Linked DNA regions of Mus musculus: region 2 is linked to region 1. A link is a loop called in an ENCODE intact Hi-C map of the cell type or tissue named here. Cell type or tissue: gastrocnemius. All regions are shown on one strand. Links, peaks and the distances in the headings refer to the core of each region. The heading gives the core; the rest is flanking DNA. Region 1 overlaps Ube2l6 (ubiquitin-conjugating enzyme E2L 6). Region 2 holds the start of Selenoh (selenoprotein H).

What was found. A loop is a pair of places that touch in the nucleus more often than their neighbours do. Peaks named below come from ENCODE experiments on the same cell type or tissue, not always from the same donor. Only the 100,000 strongest peaks of a DNase experiment are listed, where the experiment ranks them.
Region 2: a loop joins it to region 1, with 3 times the contacts of the local background. A loop is called at or near these places in 2 of 42 quality-filtered maps.

The regions. Positions count from the first base shown.
Region 1 is chr2:84,806,321-84,814,645 of GRCm38, forward strand. It overlaps Ube2l6 (ubiquitin-conjugating enzyme E2L 6), which reads left to right. Exons shown (of 4, transcript NM_019949.2): 3 at 17-203; 4 at 2,685-3,683. The coding sequence ends at 2,836. Smtnl1 (smoothelin-like 1) reads right to left here. Exons shown (of 8, transcript NM_024230.2): 8 at 4,856-5,219. The coding sequence ends at 5,075. Among named protein-coding and RNA genes, the nearest start is that of Ube2l6, 12 kb to the left of the region's middle. In gastrocnemius, for the core only: a CTCF peak has its summit at 4,713; a DNase peak (open chromatin) is centred at 4,752; H3K4me3 peaks cover 885 bases; H3K27ac peaks cover 844 bases.
Region 2 is chr2:84,665,919-84,674,243 of GRCm38, forward strand. Btbd18 (BTB (POZ) domain containing 18) reads left to right here. Exons shown (of 5, transcript NM_001145100.1): 5 at 226-2,863. The coding sequence ends at 2,273. Selenoh (selenoprotein H) reads right to left here and starts at 4,790. Exons shown (of 4, transcript NM_001033166.3): 1 at 4,565-4,790; 2 at 4,327-4,472; 3 at 4,069-4,198; 4 at 3,297-3,479. The coding sequence starts at 4,668. The coding sequence ends at 4,098. It overlaps Tmx2 (thioredoxin-related transmembrane protein 2), which reads right to left. Exons shown (of 9, transcript NM_025868.4): 6 at 7,582-7,688; 7 at 7,336-7,401; 8 at 7,106-7,235; 9 at 5,393-6,614. The coding sequence ends at 6,471. In gastrocnemius, for the core only: no CTCF peak of the experiment used is centred there; a DNase peak (open chromatin) is centred at 4,824; H3K4me3 peaks cover 1,508 bases; H3K27ac peaks cover 1,260 bases.

The sequences.
Region 1 (8,325 bases), core at 120-8,119:
TCTTCTCTTTGATCAGGACCAGCTTCCCTATGGCCTCAAAGCCTTCCAAGTGCGGATTGATTTCCCCAGGGAGTATCCATTCAAGCCTCCCACTTTGAGATTCACCACCAAGATCTACCACCCCAACGTCAGGGAGGATGGTCTGGTGTGCCTGCCCCTCATCAGCAATGAGAACTGGAAGCCTTACACCAAGCCTTATCAAGGTAGGGCGGGCCTTGCCCTCTCAGAAGAGGGGCCGATCTAGAAGGGGGCTATTGGATCGGGTTGTTGTATGCTTATTTTGATTTAAAGGCTTAAAGGAGAAGAGACAGGGAAGGGGGTGTAACTCAGCGTGTAATTTGATGCTTTCCTTATCTACGTAAGGTCTTAGGTTCAGTCACTCACACCACATAAACTGGGTGTGATTATCCACACTTGGGATCTCAACACTTGGGAAGTGGAAGCAGGAGGGTAAGAAGTTCAAGGTCATCTTCAAGGGTAAGATGATTTAGCTGATGAAAAGGCTCACTGAGCAAGCCTAAACCTGGTGTGATCCACAGATCCCAAAGTGGAGTTGTCCTCTGCCCTTTCCACAAGATCTGTAGCATCCGTGTGACCACACACACACACACACACACACACACACACACACACACACGCAAGTAAATAAAATGTTCATTCTTGAGGCTGGAGAGATGGCTCAGCAGTTAAGGATATTTTTTTGTCTGCATGTCTGTCTGTGTACCATGTGCGTGTCTAGTGCCTGTAAAGGCCAGGAAAGGGTATTGGAACCCTGGGACTTGAGTTATGGACATTAACTCAAGTGAGGTGGATGCTGGGAATCAAACGCAGTTCGTCTAAAAAGAGCTGCAGTACTGTTAACTGATGAGCTACCTACCCATCCCATCCCCAGTAAATGCATTTAAGAAATAAACAAGTCGGAGTGACATGTTTAAATGTTAGTGTGAGATGAACCCCTGTTGGATGGAAAGATGCTTCCTGATACACTGGATGGTCAGCATATTCTCGTAGGCGTGATGTAGACACTTAGCTATGGTGTGTGTGTTTGTGTGTCTGGAAGAGAAGAGAAGAGGAGAGGAGAGGAGGGGAGGGGAGGGGAGGGGAGGGGAGGGGAGGGGAGGGGAGGGGAGAGGGAGAGGGAGAGGGAGAGGGAGAGGGAGAGGGAGAGGGAGAGGGAGAGGGAGAGGGAGAGGGCGAGAGGGCGAGAGGGCGAGCTTGGCCTCAGAGGGAGGAGGTGGGCATAAGAAGACTATCATCTCATCCTGTGAGATGGTGTGAGGTGGTGTGAGTTGGTGTGAGGTGGTGTGAGGTGGTGTTCCCATTAGCCTGGTGGAATAAACCGAGACACTGAAGCTTAGGTGAAGGACCTACAGGAGCCAATGGGTAGAGTGTATATTTAAATGTAGCAGGTATAGTGTGCTGGTTAGTTTTATGTTAGCTTACCAGGAGCTAGAATCATTGAGAAAAATGCCTGTGGGTAAGTCTGTCTGTCTGACATTTTCTTTTATTCATATGAGTACACTGTAGCTGTCTTCAGACACACACCAGAAGAGGACATCGGATTCCATTAGAGATGACTGTGAACCACCATGTGGTTTCTGGGGATTGAACTCAGGATCTCTGGGAGAGCAGTCTGTGCTCTTAATCACTGAGCCATCTCTCCAGCCCTGTCTGGCATTTTCTTGAGTAAAGATTACTGTGAGAAGGTCTGCCCACTGTGGGCGGTGCCAACAACAAGCCAGGAGGCAGTGCTCCCTTGTGGACTCTGCTTCAGTTCCTGTCCTGACTTCCCTCAATGATGGAGTGTGACCTGAGAGTTGTTAGCTAAATAAGCCCTTTCCTCAACAGGTTGATTTTGGCCATGGTCTTTCATCACAGTCACGGAAACCCTAGGACATGTAGCAAGCCTCTTGATCGTGTAAAAGGATGCTGCTGCAATCCCTGCATGGGTCTGCACCAAGCCCTTTGCAAACATGTGCTGTGGTTGTTTAGCAAGGGGTTTTTATGGGACCCCTAACAATGGGAGTGGGGGAGTCTCTGACTCTTTTGCCCGCTCATGGGATCCTTTTCCTCCTACTAGGTTGCTTCGTCCAACCTTGCTATGAGGATTTGTGTTACATCTTGTTAGGCCATGTTTGGTTGCTATCATGGGGAGGCCTGCTCTTTTCTGAAGGAAAACTGAGGAGCAGTGGATCTGGGAGAGAGGGAAGGCGTGTAGGGGGGCTGGGTGGACGGGACAAATGGGAGGCTGCAGTCTGGATGTATTGTATGAGGGAAGAATAAGTAAAAAAGAAAGCGTAAAAATGAGGATCACGAATCCCGTTCATCTCACGGGGAGCTTCTTTGAAGCACGGCAAATAGTCGTTTGAACACCATGGGACAGGTATGGTGGCACGCGTTGGTAATCCTAGCACATGGGAGGCAGAGGAACTTGGCTTCAAGTGCAGCCTGGGTTTCATAGTAAGACCCTGTATAAAAGGAGAGGATGAGTCAGGGTTTCAACCTCACCCGTCAAGAATGAGAGGGACACCTGCTTTGGCTGTGGAGCCATCCTAAGTGATGGTATGCTCTTGTGGTACTCTGAGGATGATTGTGGGGCTTCAGGAGAATCTGGAGATGAGTAGACCTTACCTCCTCCCATGGTTCTCCTTGGTCCTGATGCCCTTCTCTGTCCTCTCCCCCAGTCTTGGAGGCCCTCAATGTGCTGGTGAGTAAACCGAATCTGGAAGAGCCTGTGCGTCTGGAACTTGCTGACCTCCTGACTCAGAACCCGGAGATGTTCAGGAAGAAGGCAGAAGAGTTCACCCTTAAATTCGGAGTGGACCGGCCCTCTTAATTCTGTTCTGAAGCCTGGATCGTCTGCTTAGCAGATGGATATCACCGACTGGTGCCCGAGGCCTTGGGAAGCTCACCCTGTGCCTAAGTTTTCCTTTGTAGTTGCTAATTATGAATCTTGTACCTGGTGTGTATGTATGTGATGGAGGTGGGGGGGCCTGTGTGATGTGTGCTCCTTCCCTGAGCTGTCTGGCTGTAGATGTACCATCCCCACATCCTCCTTGGCTTCAGAGCCAGTGGGAGTTAGGTACACACAGTTTCAGGCCTGCTTTCCAGCTCTCTCTGTCTTAGGCCACCTTTCAGGCCAATTGGCAGAAAATTGAATGCCCCAGGGCCCAGGCACCAAGGGGTGAGAAAGGCAGGACTCTGCTCAGAAGGCAGAGCCTACAGAAGGTACCAAATTTACTGTTGAGTGATTGAGATTGAAAGAGTAGTAAACTCAGTGCTCCAAGGTATGCTAATCATAAAACAGATAGTGACATTCCTCCACCCACCCACTTCCTGAGTTCAAGGAGTATTCATTCAAAGAAAGTCACCTTGACTTTCTTTGAATGAATACTGCAATGCAAATGTGCTATTGTTAGAGGCTCTTAGAAACTGTCTTGAGAGTTAACAATTACCAGGTATTCCTTGTGACACCTGTGACTTTGTACTTCCTTGTGACTCTTATCTGGTATTTTTGGTATTTTCCAACAACGCCCTTCCCACCTCCTTGAGTTGTGTTTTTTTTCCTTTAAATACCCCCTTACTCAGCTACTCGGGGCGCCACGGTCCTCTACCCCTGCGTGGTGTATGACCGTGGGCCCGAGAGCGCTCTTGAATAAAAATCCTCTTGCAATTTGCAGCAAGACCGTTTCTCGTGGGTGATTTTGGGGTGTCGCCCCTCCTGAGTCAGAACGTGGGGGAGTCCTCACGTTGTGGGTCTTTCAAGATCAACGGCGCTTGTCATAGGCATGTCCAGATTTAAGTGTTAAACATCTTATTTTCCACTGATGAATCTCAAGATAAAGAGTCTAACCTCCACCCAGAAGTCGGACTTCATGTTTCTGAATTGTTTGCTCCCTGACTGGCTACATTTCGGGGGGGGGGGGGCAGGCCTGAAGCTGGGATTTGTGTATCCCCAACCCCTGTCCAGGGGTGCTCCACAAAATGTGTCTGCTTGTCTGCCATTAACTTCACAGACAGATTCCAGAGTTCAGCTAAGTTTTCCATGAGAGGATGGGGTGGTTTGGGGGTTTGTTTTTAAAGTTTTTGTTACATTAAAAATAATTTTGTGTGTTTGTGTAGAAGTGTTCGAACATAGCATGGCTTGGGAGTAGAGGTAAAAGAACAGTTTTTTGGAGACATAAATTTCTCCTTCCACTAGGAAGGTTCTGAGGATTCGGCTAAGGTTGCCTGTGTGGCTTGGTGGCCTGCACCTTTTACCCTGTGAGCCCCATGAATGAAGTGTTTCATCAGAAAGCAGGCTGGCTAGGGACTAACAAAGAGTGTGACTCGGCATCTAGTGGCTATTCCCCCATACGGTATAAGAAATGCTGGCCCTGATTAGGCCATCCTTAGGTGGGCCTTCCAGAGGTCTACAGGGGGAACACCATTGTTTTGTGCAAGGCAACAGCTCATTAGTGGATTGTGTACGTCCTTCTGACAATCAGCAGAGACCGCATTTCTTTCTATATCCTTGGCAGCATGTCTGATTTCCCTTCCCCGGTGCTAGACAATGAGTCCACAGCTTCATATACGCCAGACGAGTCCACTATCACCGACTGAGCTTCCATACAGTGGAAACAAGTGGACACAAGGCAAAACTTCAGAGTAGGAGTGGTCAATTTTGTTGGAAACCAGTTACTTAGAATAGTGGCTGTCTCTCGAGCGCCACCCACCGACCGGCTCCAGAAGCACAGTTGTGTGAGATTTCGAGAGATTGTCTACTTCCTGTCTAGAAGTCGGCGTTCCTCAACTCCCCGCTCAGTGGGAGGAAGTGGAGAGAGCAAAAGAGACCTGGCAAACTGCCACACATGGCTCCAAATGCAGGTTTCTTTTTATTTTTGGCCCACCGCCTGTAACATACGTGTGGCTGGTTGGGGTGCGGGGAGCAGCAAGGAATGAGAGGAATTTTGAAAAAGCACTTTCGGTGCGGTTGATACTGGTGTCACCTGCTTTATGTCTGGTGGTGCGAAAGCACCCCGAGGCCACGGTTGGCAGCTGGGCTCCGCTTCCTCCTCCCGCATGGCTTTGCCATTCATTTCTTTTTCGTCTTCACCAGCCCTTTCTGCACAAGGCTACGGTATAGCTCCTGGATGTAGGTGTAGACACACTTGGAATCGGGCACTGCCAGCCGCACCATGTCATCCACCTCCAGCAGCTGGGCACAGTCGGCTAGTTTCCTGAGGGGAGGGTGGAATGAGGAGCATAGGGTCAAAGGTGAAGAGGAAGCCAAGGAGATGAATGGGTCCAGCAACCCTAACAGTTTCATTCAATTAGATCATCTATTTATTAAGCACCTACTATGTGTCAGGCACTCTTCTACTTGTTAGCAGTGAATAGCCAAAACCCTGTTTGATTACCAACAGTAATCAAATACATGAAGCAGAGGGTGTATCAGATTGGTGAGAGATCTTATGGAGAAAAGAATAGTGGAAAAGGGCCACTCAATGCTAGAGAGGGCTTCTGATAATTTTAATAGGGTCCTTGCGGAGGGTTTCAAGAGTAAATAAGGAAGCCGGGTGGAGAAACAGGATTTGCAAAGGCCCCAAAGCAGGACTGCTTGGTGTGTTTCTGGACTGCAGGGAACCCAGCAAGTCCTCATTTTCTAATCTATCAGCTGTACTTTGAGGCTACTTGATACCCCTGGGCTCTGCCGAGGCCGATAAGCTGGGCTAATCACTGCTCGGGCCTCCTGTCCCTGTGCCAGGTGTCTTATCAGCTAGTTCTGCATGACGGTCTCGGTTACTCCTCTTTATCACTAACAAGCAGAGGAGGAACTGAGCTGAGAGGGTTAGGTGCTTTGCCCAAGGTGAAAGAATGTAACAGTTGGGGCTCTGACCCAGGCCTGCCCAATGCCTTTGGCAGCTTGGCTCGGAGGATGCTAGGTCTCCACAGCCTGGGCTGCCGAGGCCAGTCAACCATGGGTGCTAGCAATGGGAGCAAGAAGGCCCCAGTGGAAATCTTCTCTTGGGGCTGCCACAGCTGGGCTGAAATCCAAGCCACTGGCATGGGAGCTGGGGGAGGGGCACAGATCGGAGAGTTTTGAAGAATGGGACAAACTCACCGCATCCACACCTCAGTCCATGGCTGTGGGCTAGTGCTGTCCCCCTAACACTGGGAAAGCAAACCTTTTATGTCTCTGGAGCCCGGAACAGAGCAGGGCTCCCTCAAGAGTAACTGATGAAGCCCGCTGGGGCTTTGGACTGGCTACTCTTTCCCTCCATGGAAGGATTTTTGAGAACTAGAGGAGAGTTCCAGATCAGGGGATCAGGGTGATAGCTGTGGCAGAGGCCACCTTTCAGATCCTGTGAGACACTTCCAGGGAGGCCATGGAGCTGAGAAAGAGGAGTGAGGATTCGAACCTTGGCACCTCAACTCTAATTCTCCACTCTCTGTTCCTATAACTCTTCGTAGCCTCAATCCCATTCCATGGCCTGGCGCCTCCCAAAGCCTGCGGCCATCCTCTGCTCTTCTGTGCCTCTGCCTCACTTGAAACCAGGTTTGTACTCTCTAGGTTAGGGATGTCCGTCAGGGGGCAGAGCTGCCTATTCTTTTGTTGCCTCTAAGCTTAGCTAGACCAGGAGTGTCACATAATACCTACCCTGTCACAGTCCTCCTGTAGGGACCTGGGAAGACCCTACCGATCTCCACCTATGAGGATTCATTGACTGGGTCTGGACAAACATTTTGCAGATGCTTACTTGGTTTAGAGAGCCTTCATTCAGCATTGGGGTATTGCTGGGCTGGAACTTCAAGGTATTTTACCTTCCATCCCATGGCAGAACAACATAAAACTGGAAGAGGACTTTAGGAATACAGAATCTGGCTGGCATTTTGTAGTTGTTGTTTGCCTCTGTTTCCAAATGTTGGGATTTAAAGGTACATTGCATCCCACCTGGCCATCTGGTGGCTTTTAAATATCATCCTTGTGTCTAAGGACCTGCCTCGGAGAACCTCTTAGGAAGAGAGGGTTCACCACTGATCTTCACCTAACTGGAAGGTCTCCCCTTAATATGAGTAGCATGTCGCTCATTCAACTAACATTTGAGGAAACCTGCTGTATTAAAAAAAAAAAAAAAGAAAAAAAAAAAGAAAGAAGAAAAAAGTTGTTGAGAGAGTTTGGAGAGATGGCTCAGCACTCAGCACTGGCTGCTCTCTCAGAAGTCCTGAGTTCAAATCCCGGCAACCACATGGTGGCTCACCATGTCTGTAACTCCAGCTCCAGAGGATTCAACGCCCCCAGACATACAAATGGGCAAAGTATGGGTCAATCTACTTTCGTGTTCCTGATGGAGACACACATTCCTACTGGTGGGTGGCCAGGCCTGGGTTAGACTTTGCAGGCCAGATACTTTAGCATCAACATTCCTAGGGTGTGTGTGTGTGTGTGTGTGTGTGTGTGTGTGTGTGTGTGTGTGTATTTGAGACAAATTCTCCTGTATCACAAGCTGATCTCCATCTCTGTGTGTAGTGAAGGATAAACTTAAACTTTTGATTCTTGTGTCTCTAACTCCTAAGTGCTAGGATTACAGGTGTGCACCATCACATTTGTTGATCAAGCACAGGCCTTTGTGTGGGGTAAATGACCTCTATAAACTGACCTACATCCACAGCCATTGATTGGTTGATTGATTGATTGATTGATTGATTGACTGATGGGCTGGCCTCAAATTCACAGCAATCCTCCTGCTTCAGTCTTGAGGTGCTAAAATTATAGGCACACACCACTATGGGTGGGCTTTAGAAAAAGCACGTGGCTGTCCATCAGGGGCCTACGTAGCTCTCTTGCTGGCCAGTCCCTCCCTACAATCCTGTCACCATTGGTGACTTAGAAGTTTCTTGCTGGGATCGTCACCCAGGGTGAAGGTGTGAGGTTGAGAATGGTAGGACTTCCATGCCCTTGTTATCCCTCTGGCAACCATGCTTTGTTGTTGTTGTTGGTTGGTTGGTTCGTTTTGTATTAAAATGGTCTCTCACTGCATATCCCAGAAAATCCCAAAGTAAATATTATAGTAACTGTGATGTCATTTGTTATGACATCATAGTAACTGTGATGTCATTTGTTATGACAAGAGCAATGTAGCCAAGAGTTTCTGAAGTGCTTGCTGTGGGTTAAGCCCTGTTACAGGTTACAGGGACTTGATTGTGTTCCTGAGTTCTTATCTCTGTAAAAGAGGAAACATCATGGGATTCGGAAGCACTGGGAAATAAAGGAGAGTGGGCATGTCCAAGGGTATGCAGAATCAAAATCTATACCCTCTAGTCCAGTACAAGAAGGCCTGCCTA
Region 2 (8,325 bases), core at 97-8,096, 140 kb before region 1:
TTCCTTCCATCTCAGCTCTGAACTTTTAGACAAGGTTTTTAAAGCCCCAAACACATTGGTTAGCTGATAGTGTTTCATATTTTCCCACTCTTTTCAAGCTGTTGCTTAAGGCTTTTTTTTTCTCCAAATTAGTGATTTTTGTTGTTATTGGGACTAAAAACAAACCAAAGCAGAGAAAAAGCATAATAAGTGTGTTTTTATTTTTATTATTATTTTTTTTTTGAGGTGAGGCTGTCCCAGCCCACTGCTGCATCCTGTCTGCCTGCAGTCCTTTCTTCACAGAACGCTTGGAGCGGGAAAGGCCGGTTCAGGGTCGGAAGGTTGTGCTGGAGATGGGAGGCCTAAAGATCCAAACACTAAGGAAGCTTGTGGACTTCCTGTATACGTCAGAGATGGAAGTATCTCAGGAAGAAGCCCAGGATGTGCTGTCTGCTGCCCGTCAGCTCCGAGTGTCAGAGCTGGAAACCCTTCAGCTAGAGGGTGGGAAGTTAGTAAAGGCTCCGCAGGGTCGAAGACTAAACAGAGAGTGCTTACAACCGCCGGCTGCTGCGCCAATCTCTGCCAGAGTGGTGGGACCCAAGAGTCGCCCTCAAACTCCACTGCCTGTCACCCAGACTCCTAGTCCTCTTGGGGCAGTGAGGTTGAAGTCCTTAGGGGAAGAAGAGGGGGCTCACAAAAAGACTAACCTGCCAAATGCAGATAGCTTGTCAGATACTCAGCTCAAGAAGAAAGCCAGAGTTTGCCTGACTCAAGAAAGCAGATCATCTCCATCAAGCCAGAGAGAAGGACCTAAGGAAACCAAGAGTAACCCTGGTCCTACAGCACTTCCCAGCTTGTACCCTTCTGTGGATGAGCAACTGTTGCCCAGAAAGATCAGGCTGAGCCGCTCAAAGCCTTCACCCCATGTCTATACATCTACACCTTCCAGCATATTAAGTGGTCCCAGCTCAATGCCCACAGCCCCTGGCCGCCGTCTTTGGAGGCAGAGAACTGTAAGTAAAGAAGCACAGGGTGTGGATAAGCAGAAACCAGGGGAAGTCCGTCCTCTACAGAGCACTCCAGACCCATCCGATGTTGGGAAGCCGGCTGAGAACAAGAAGCAGAGCCCTGAACTCAGAGCCCCTACCTCCAGCTCTGTAGAGGAGGGGCAGGTTGGAAGAGTAAAACTTAGGAAGATTGTCAATGGCACCTGCTGGGAGGTGGTACAGGAGCCTCCCCTCAGAAACACTCAAGATAGCCCCCAGATCCTAGAACCCTCAGATGTAGAAGAGCCTTCTGGAACTCTGCTGTCCTCAGTTAATGAGCAGGAAATACCTGCTAGAATACAACTGTGTCAGGACTCCCCAGAGAGCCCTAGGCTTCAAGACATTCTGCTCTCTGCTAGCCACTCCCCAGACCACCCTATGGTGAAGTCAGAGTTTGGGTCTAGTCCAATGCTGACAGGGAAGGAATCTGACTTGAATATTGACTGCAGAGAGCCCTACACATTCGACACAACCTTGCTTGGCCAACCTTGTGAGGCTGAGCAGTATCGAATCACAAGTGCTGCAGCTACCAGTGAACTGGAAGAGATTTTTGATTTTATGCTATGTGGCTCAGATGTTGAGCCACCAGTAGGATCTTTGGAGAGTCCTGGGGCTGAAGGCTGCAGAACCCCAAGTTATCACCTGTCAGAAACAGGAAAGAATTGGATTGAAGGGGAAGAATGGTGTTTGCCAGACATGGAACTCTGGCCCAGAGACCTCACAGGATTGGAAAAGGAACCAGTTAGTGAGAACAAAGAGCCAGTTGAGCCCTTTAGTCCCCTTGTCATGCGCTCTGAGAACACAGAATCATTTGAGCCCCTTAGCCCCCTTGTCATGCCCTCTGAGGTGAGTAGAGAGGAACTTTCACTAAGAGGCTCTTGGACTCCAGACCTTGAAATTACCAGCTCCCAGCCACTGGATGGTCAGGGAGAAAAACTTCTCCACTTTGACTCCTCTGACCCTTCGCAGAGATCTTATAATCATCTCTCTCCTCCATGCTCAGACTGGGCAGAGACAGGTCTGGAAGTGTCCCTAGGCATGGATGACGTATTGTGTCCTGTTCCCAAGGCAGTCAGAGAAGTGTCTGCCAACCCTGAACAGCTGGACCCACTTCCTGGCAGTTCTGAAGATGAAGAGATTGATGTGGTAGACTGGACAGTGGAAAAGAAGCTGGGGCCCACTAGTGTTCCCTCTGTTTGGCCTGACCCTTCCTCAGAGTCAGAAACTGAGGTAGATATACTAACATAGTGGAGGCAGGAGGGCAGGTTAGAGTTCCTGGGAGGGTGATAACTGTTCATCAACAGAAGGCGTTCTTGGCAGAAAAGCAAGCACCTCCTCAGAACTGATCTCCCCTCCTCAGGTTTCCGCACCAGGCAGAAGTCAAACAGCAATACCATGGTTAGAAAATTATGAACAAAGCAATTTCTTTGTAATCCATTTTTCAGTGACAAAACTATGTGGTACCCAACTCAGGTCATAAGGATAGTTATGAGTAGCCTCTCAATTCATGAGATATCTTATAGTCACTGAAAATTCAGGGAACTTCAAGCACTGTTTGTGGTTGTATTCAAAGAAGGTTTGAGAAGGAATGAAGCCATGTTAAGTAGAACACTGAAATGAGTGGAATCTCTAAATTGCCCAGGCTGGCTTTGAACTTTGACTTCTGCCTCAGCCTCCTGTAGCTAGTGTTACAGGCTTGTGCCTCTAAGCCCAGCCTATGGGGCTTACTCACTGCCAGTATGGGAAGTCAAGGAAAAGCTGCCACAGAAGCTAGAAAGATGTTACTTCCACGACCACTTCTGAGAAGTAGATTAAAAGTAGTTGCTTTTAAAAAACAGATTTGCTTTGTGGTTTTGGTTTTCATTTGTTTGGCTGGTTTTTTTGTTGTTTTTTTTGCTTTTCGAGACAGGGTTTCTCTGTGTAGCCCTGGCTGTCCTGGAATTCACTCTAGATCAGGCTGGCCTCGAACTAGAGTGCCTGCCTCTGCCTCCCAAGTGCTGAGATTAAAAGCGTGCGCCACCACGCCCAGCTGTGGTTCTGTTTTAAGCAAGGGTCTCTGGTAGGCCAGATTGGCCCAGTCCCCCTGTGAGACTTCAAAGTGCTGAGATTGCAGGTATACACCACCAAACCTAGCAACATTCTTGTTTTATAAGTGTTTCACCATAGGCCTTACAATTTCCAGACACGAGTTACTTTGCACTCTGAAAAATACAGACCAACAGCCCCACAAAGCTGGTTCTACCCATTCTTTAAGACAAAATTTAAACTTGCTCCTTATTCTCAGATACTTGACCTTTTATTAAACAATTGAAACACTTTTACAATGTCTTGCTGGAGGGCTGCCTCACAACTGAACCATCACTTCTGGTGAGGAAGAAACTATGGCTTCAGGTGCATAGCTTAAGTTTGGCCATGCACCATCATAAATGCTTCAACATCTCCAGGGACTGAAAGCTGCAAACAGAGAAGGGAACATCAGAGTAGGGTTCCATCACAAGGACCAGGAGACAAGCCCATCCCCACCTACAACTCTGGAGCTCATTAACTTCACCTTCCATCAGTGATCAGTCAACATGCATGAAACACGGGACAAAAATAAAATCCATGTAACCAAGAAGTGGGGGTACGAGCGGGATGGGTTGAGGCTATCTTATCTCAGATTACTAACAAAACACAGAAAAGCCAGGTAAAGTGAAGTAACAGCAAAGAGGCTGTCAATACAAGGGAGAAAAACCTTAACTACAAGTAAGCCACACTTTATTGAATTTATTGATTTGCAATAGACTCATAGAATTAAAATAACACCAGAGGTGGAAAACTGAATTAGCAAACAAAACTTGCCTGTGCCCTCAGGCTAAGACTTAACTAACTCAAGAGAGTACAAATGGCTCTTAGATTTGTTTGGGGGTCGGGAGTGTTATCAGCAGGAGTTCTACAATTTAGCTCCTCTTCGAAAATCCCAAATCCCATGAAAAATACACCGAAATGGTAAGGAGACGTTCCCTGTCTATCCCAGTGTGCATGCCCTGGTCACGATGCAAACCTCAACATGAGGACTCTTTCCCAACCTCTTTATGAAAGGTACTTCTTCAATTCTTCAACCACCTCTTGAGGCTCAGGAAATTTGAGCTTTCGTGGAGGGCCCTTCTTAATACCAGTCCAGAGTTCAACACCTGGGAAAGGATGGGATAAAGCCAAATTATGGTGGTACTCATTGGTACCCCCTCCCCTCAGTTATCAGGTGGCCGGGAGTCGCTTCTCGCCCCACCCCCACCCACCCCCCATCGCGGCCTCCACTCACGGCTGTTGTCCGAGCGCAGCAGCGTCACCTCGAAGCTGCCCCTCCGCGGTTTGGACGGGTTCACTTGCACAGGTAGCTCTGGGGCCTCCAGTTGCAGAGCCTGGCTCAAGGCAGCAGCATGGCGGCCGTACACGCGTCAGCTCGTACTACAGACACAAGCGATTGCAAATGGGGTCTCTCTGGTCTCAGCCGCCAGAGCCAACTCTTTCCCGCCCTCCTCGACTCCCCAACCCCTCACCAATGCTCAATGACCACGGTCGCGCCCTCCGCCAGTTTCTCGCGCTTGTCCACCGTCTCCATAGGCGCGGCCCCCGCCTTACGCTTTCTTCCGTGGGGGGCCATGGCACGGATTTCGGGGATGGCGCGTTGGTGGAATAAGGGGCGATGCAACTCCGGAGAGACAAACCAGCAGCCGGGAATCACAGATGCAAAGTTCAAATCTCGCAGCAAAGGGAAATGTGCGGGGGTGGGGGGAAGGACACGTGATCTGAAGGCGGGCCCTTCAAGCCCAACTACGCTATCAAAAGGGAGTCGGCGCGGAAATCCGGATCAAACCAACATTGTACAGCACTGAGGGGGTCTGTCTTGGGCGGAGACGGAGGAGTCTTGAAAGCCTCCTTTGGCTGGGGGTTTTCGGTATCTATACCTCCTACCCAAGGATCCCCAGACCAATCTCAGGGAAGTCTACTCCACATTTCCAGGGCGTTTGTACATAGACTACAGAATTCTAATTCGCACCGACATTGTTACTCCACATCTCCATGCGGTGAAACAAAAACGGACCGGTTAAGTGTATTTGAACCCGAGCCATTTACAATCCAGACGCTGTAGCTGGTGCCTATCTTCTCAGACACCCAGGTGAAATCAAGAGGATGGTGAGTTAGGGTTCATTTCTCCAACTGATCAAGGCCCTCATCCACAACCTTAAAAAGGAAGTTGAGGTCTAGAGGTGTTTGGCTTTTAGAGTCCCTGGGTTTGATATTCAATTTTAGGATTAAAAAAACAAACAAACAAACAAAAAAAGCAGTCCCCCGGCAGCTGCCCACTAGTAAAGGAAAAACAGCAAGGCAATCAAAAGAACAGTCCCTTTATTAGGGGAAGCGGTGGGATAGGAGGAGAGAACAGCTGTCCAGCCGTGGGGCTTTCTTCTTCAGGCCCCACCACACAAAGGAACCTCTCAGGTTTATATTGCCCTTCTCAGTTCCCACAACACAGGGTGGCCATTCAATTCTATTTCCAATGATGAAAATCATGGTTGAAGGCTTTTAATTGGGAACAGTGACCTTAAATGATAACACATACAAGCCTTTTATGTGTTCCTCCGTCACGTGTTTGTGCACTACATGCATACAGTGCCAGCCAAGGTCAAGGGCGGATGTTGGAGCCCCTGAGACTAGAGTTACAGGTGGTTTAGCCTCTATGTGCTGCTAGGAATCAAACCTGGGTCCTCTGGAAGAACAGCCAATTCTCTTAGCCACTGAGTCATCTCTCCAACCCCTTAAATTCCTTTCTCTTTACGATTTACTTACTATATATAGTATTCTGCCTGCATGCCAGAAGAGGGCATCAGATCCCATTATGAACCATCATGTGGTTGCTGGGAATTGAACTCAGGATCTCTGGAAAAGCAGCCACCAGTGCTCTTTCTTAATCGATGGGCCATTTCTCCAGCCCCAAACTTAAATTTCTTAATGCACAGATCAAGACAGAAAGGCCTAAAGGAAGAAGGGGTCCTTGAGGAAAAATTCTAAGGGCTTTATACTGACATCTAACATTAGGGTTTAATTTAGTCTATGCTTTGCAAGCTCACTAGGAGGAATAATTAAACCACAGACTGGTAATATCCAAGTGTTGAATAGCAATTTACACATTGACCCAACCTTGGAGGGAAACCATTTCTACCTCTATCGATAAGATCACTCCCTTCGAGAAACAGCTGACCAGGGCAGATGCGCCCTTCATAGTAGAATACTTCATGGTTTCCAGGATGCTTCTTTCAAAATCAGAAGCAGGCACAGTGCCCCTACCCAGGCACAGCCAAACAGAAATCAAAAGGCCTCAGGCAAGGATTGTGGTTATAGCTGGAACTGGGCCTCAAAGGTTCCTGAAATTGACAGGAGAGGAAGCAAAAACAATGCAGGATCCTATTTGTCCTTCTTGTTTTCCCCATCTGGCACAGTAGTGGGAGCAGGGTCCACAGGCTTCTCTTCTGACATGTCTCCACCCTTTGAGTGCTTCTTGGCTCGTTGGTATAGCTCATTCAAGTTGAATTCTCGAATCACATTCTCCTATGCAAAAGAGATGAACACATCAACGGCTGGGTGAGAAGGTAAAGTTCAGAGAGCAGGAGCAGGAAGTATTTAACTAAGCACAACCTGTAAGTCAGAGGGCAGCGACCTGCCCTAACCTACCTCTTTTCTGATACTTAAGTGTTCACTAGAGGCCAGTTATTGTGCCAAGAATTCTATCTACCTGCAACTGTAAAGCAATATGAGCCAGGTGGTACTGCCTCCCACTTACTCAAGTTTAGCGATGAGGAACCTAATTGGCTACAGAATGAATACAGGCACTTCACAGACCAAGTCTTTATCATTTTTCCTCAGCATTAGCAGCATATAACATAAACCTGCTGACTTAATAGGTGACATCCTGTAACTAATCTACATCCTCAAAAAACAGTGGGCCAGTGTCAGAATTCGGGATTAAACCCAGACTAAGAATAAAGCCCAATCACTGTTGTGTATCTTTCTCCAAACCACTGCCCATGTGTTTCACCTACCTCAGAAAAGGTCCAAGAGACAGCTCGTCCTTTCTTGTCAATCTGCGGCCGACGAATGACCTCCTTGCCGCCTTGGAACAGAATCAGGGTAGGGAGCTGTCTGGTGAGGGGTGATGTGCTCACTTTGTACCTACAGGGCCAGACGAGGACTCTGAGTAGTGCACCTGTATACATCACTTACATCACTCCAGGAATCCTCACTCAGGTCTTTAGCCCAAGCATCTACATACCGTGTGCTAACGTCAGTGTAGCGTCCAACATCTACCTTCCCAAAATTTAGCCCTGAACAGTTGTACCTGCGAAAAAATATAGTATTTAACATACGGAAAAATAAAGGGATGGATGGAGGGAAGTCAAAGCATAGCTACCTAGGTAAGAAAGGGAAAAACAACTTTGGATGTGTGAAGTTTAAGGACAAAGGAAAGGCGCTAGCTACTGCGTTTCTGTTACTCATACGCCTCAGTGTGCATACTCACTTGAGGGACAAGTCCGCATAGATGGGAGCAAAGGATTGGCAATCATTAGACCAGTTGGCAAAGAACTCCACAATCCAAGTGACCCTCTTGTCTCGCTCCAGCTCCTCCTACCCCACAGAGGGAAGAGAAAGAGGGTAAAGTCACCTGGGCATCTGAGAAGGTTCGGACCAGTGACAGCCCCGGGCTGCCCCTTTCCCATACAGGTACCCTGACAACCTTTCCAGGTTTGTCTATCGGTGCCAGGGATTGAATCCAGTGCCTAATACATCCGAGGCACTCACTTTACCACAAAAAAAGAAAAAAAAAAAAAAAAAAAAAACACCACTTTTTCGGGGGAGGGGAAAAGGTGGGGGGAATTAAAATAAGTATTTGTAAAATATTATTAATCAGGAGCTGGAATTTCCCAGCTGTAATGGCCATCAATTTTTTTTTTGTATTTTGTTTGTTTGTTTGTTTGTTTGTTTGTTTATGTATTTATTTGGTTTTTCGAGACAGGGTTTCTCTGTGTAGCTCTGGCTGTCCTGGAACTCACTCTGTAGACCAGGATGTCCTTGAACTCAGAAATCTGCCTGCCTCTGCCTTGCGAGTGAGTGCTGGGATTAAAGGCGTGCGCCACCACCACCCAGCAATCTTTTTTTCTTTCTTTCTTTTTTTTTTAATAACTAAAAAAAAAAGAGAATTGATTGTATTTATTGTGTGAGTGTAGGCATGTGTGCCACTGCCCGCTTCAGTCAGTTTTCTCCT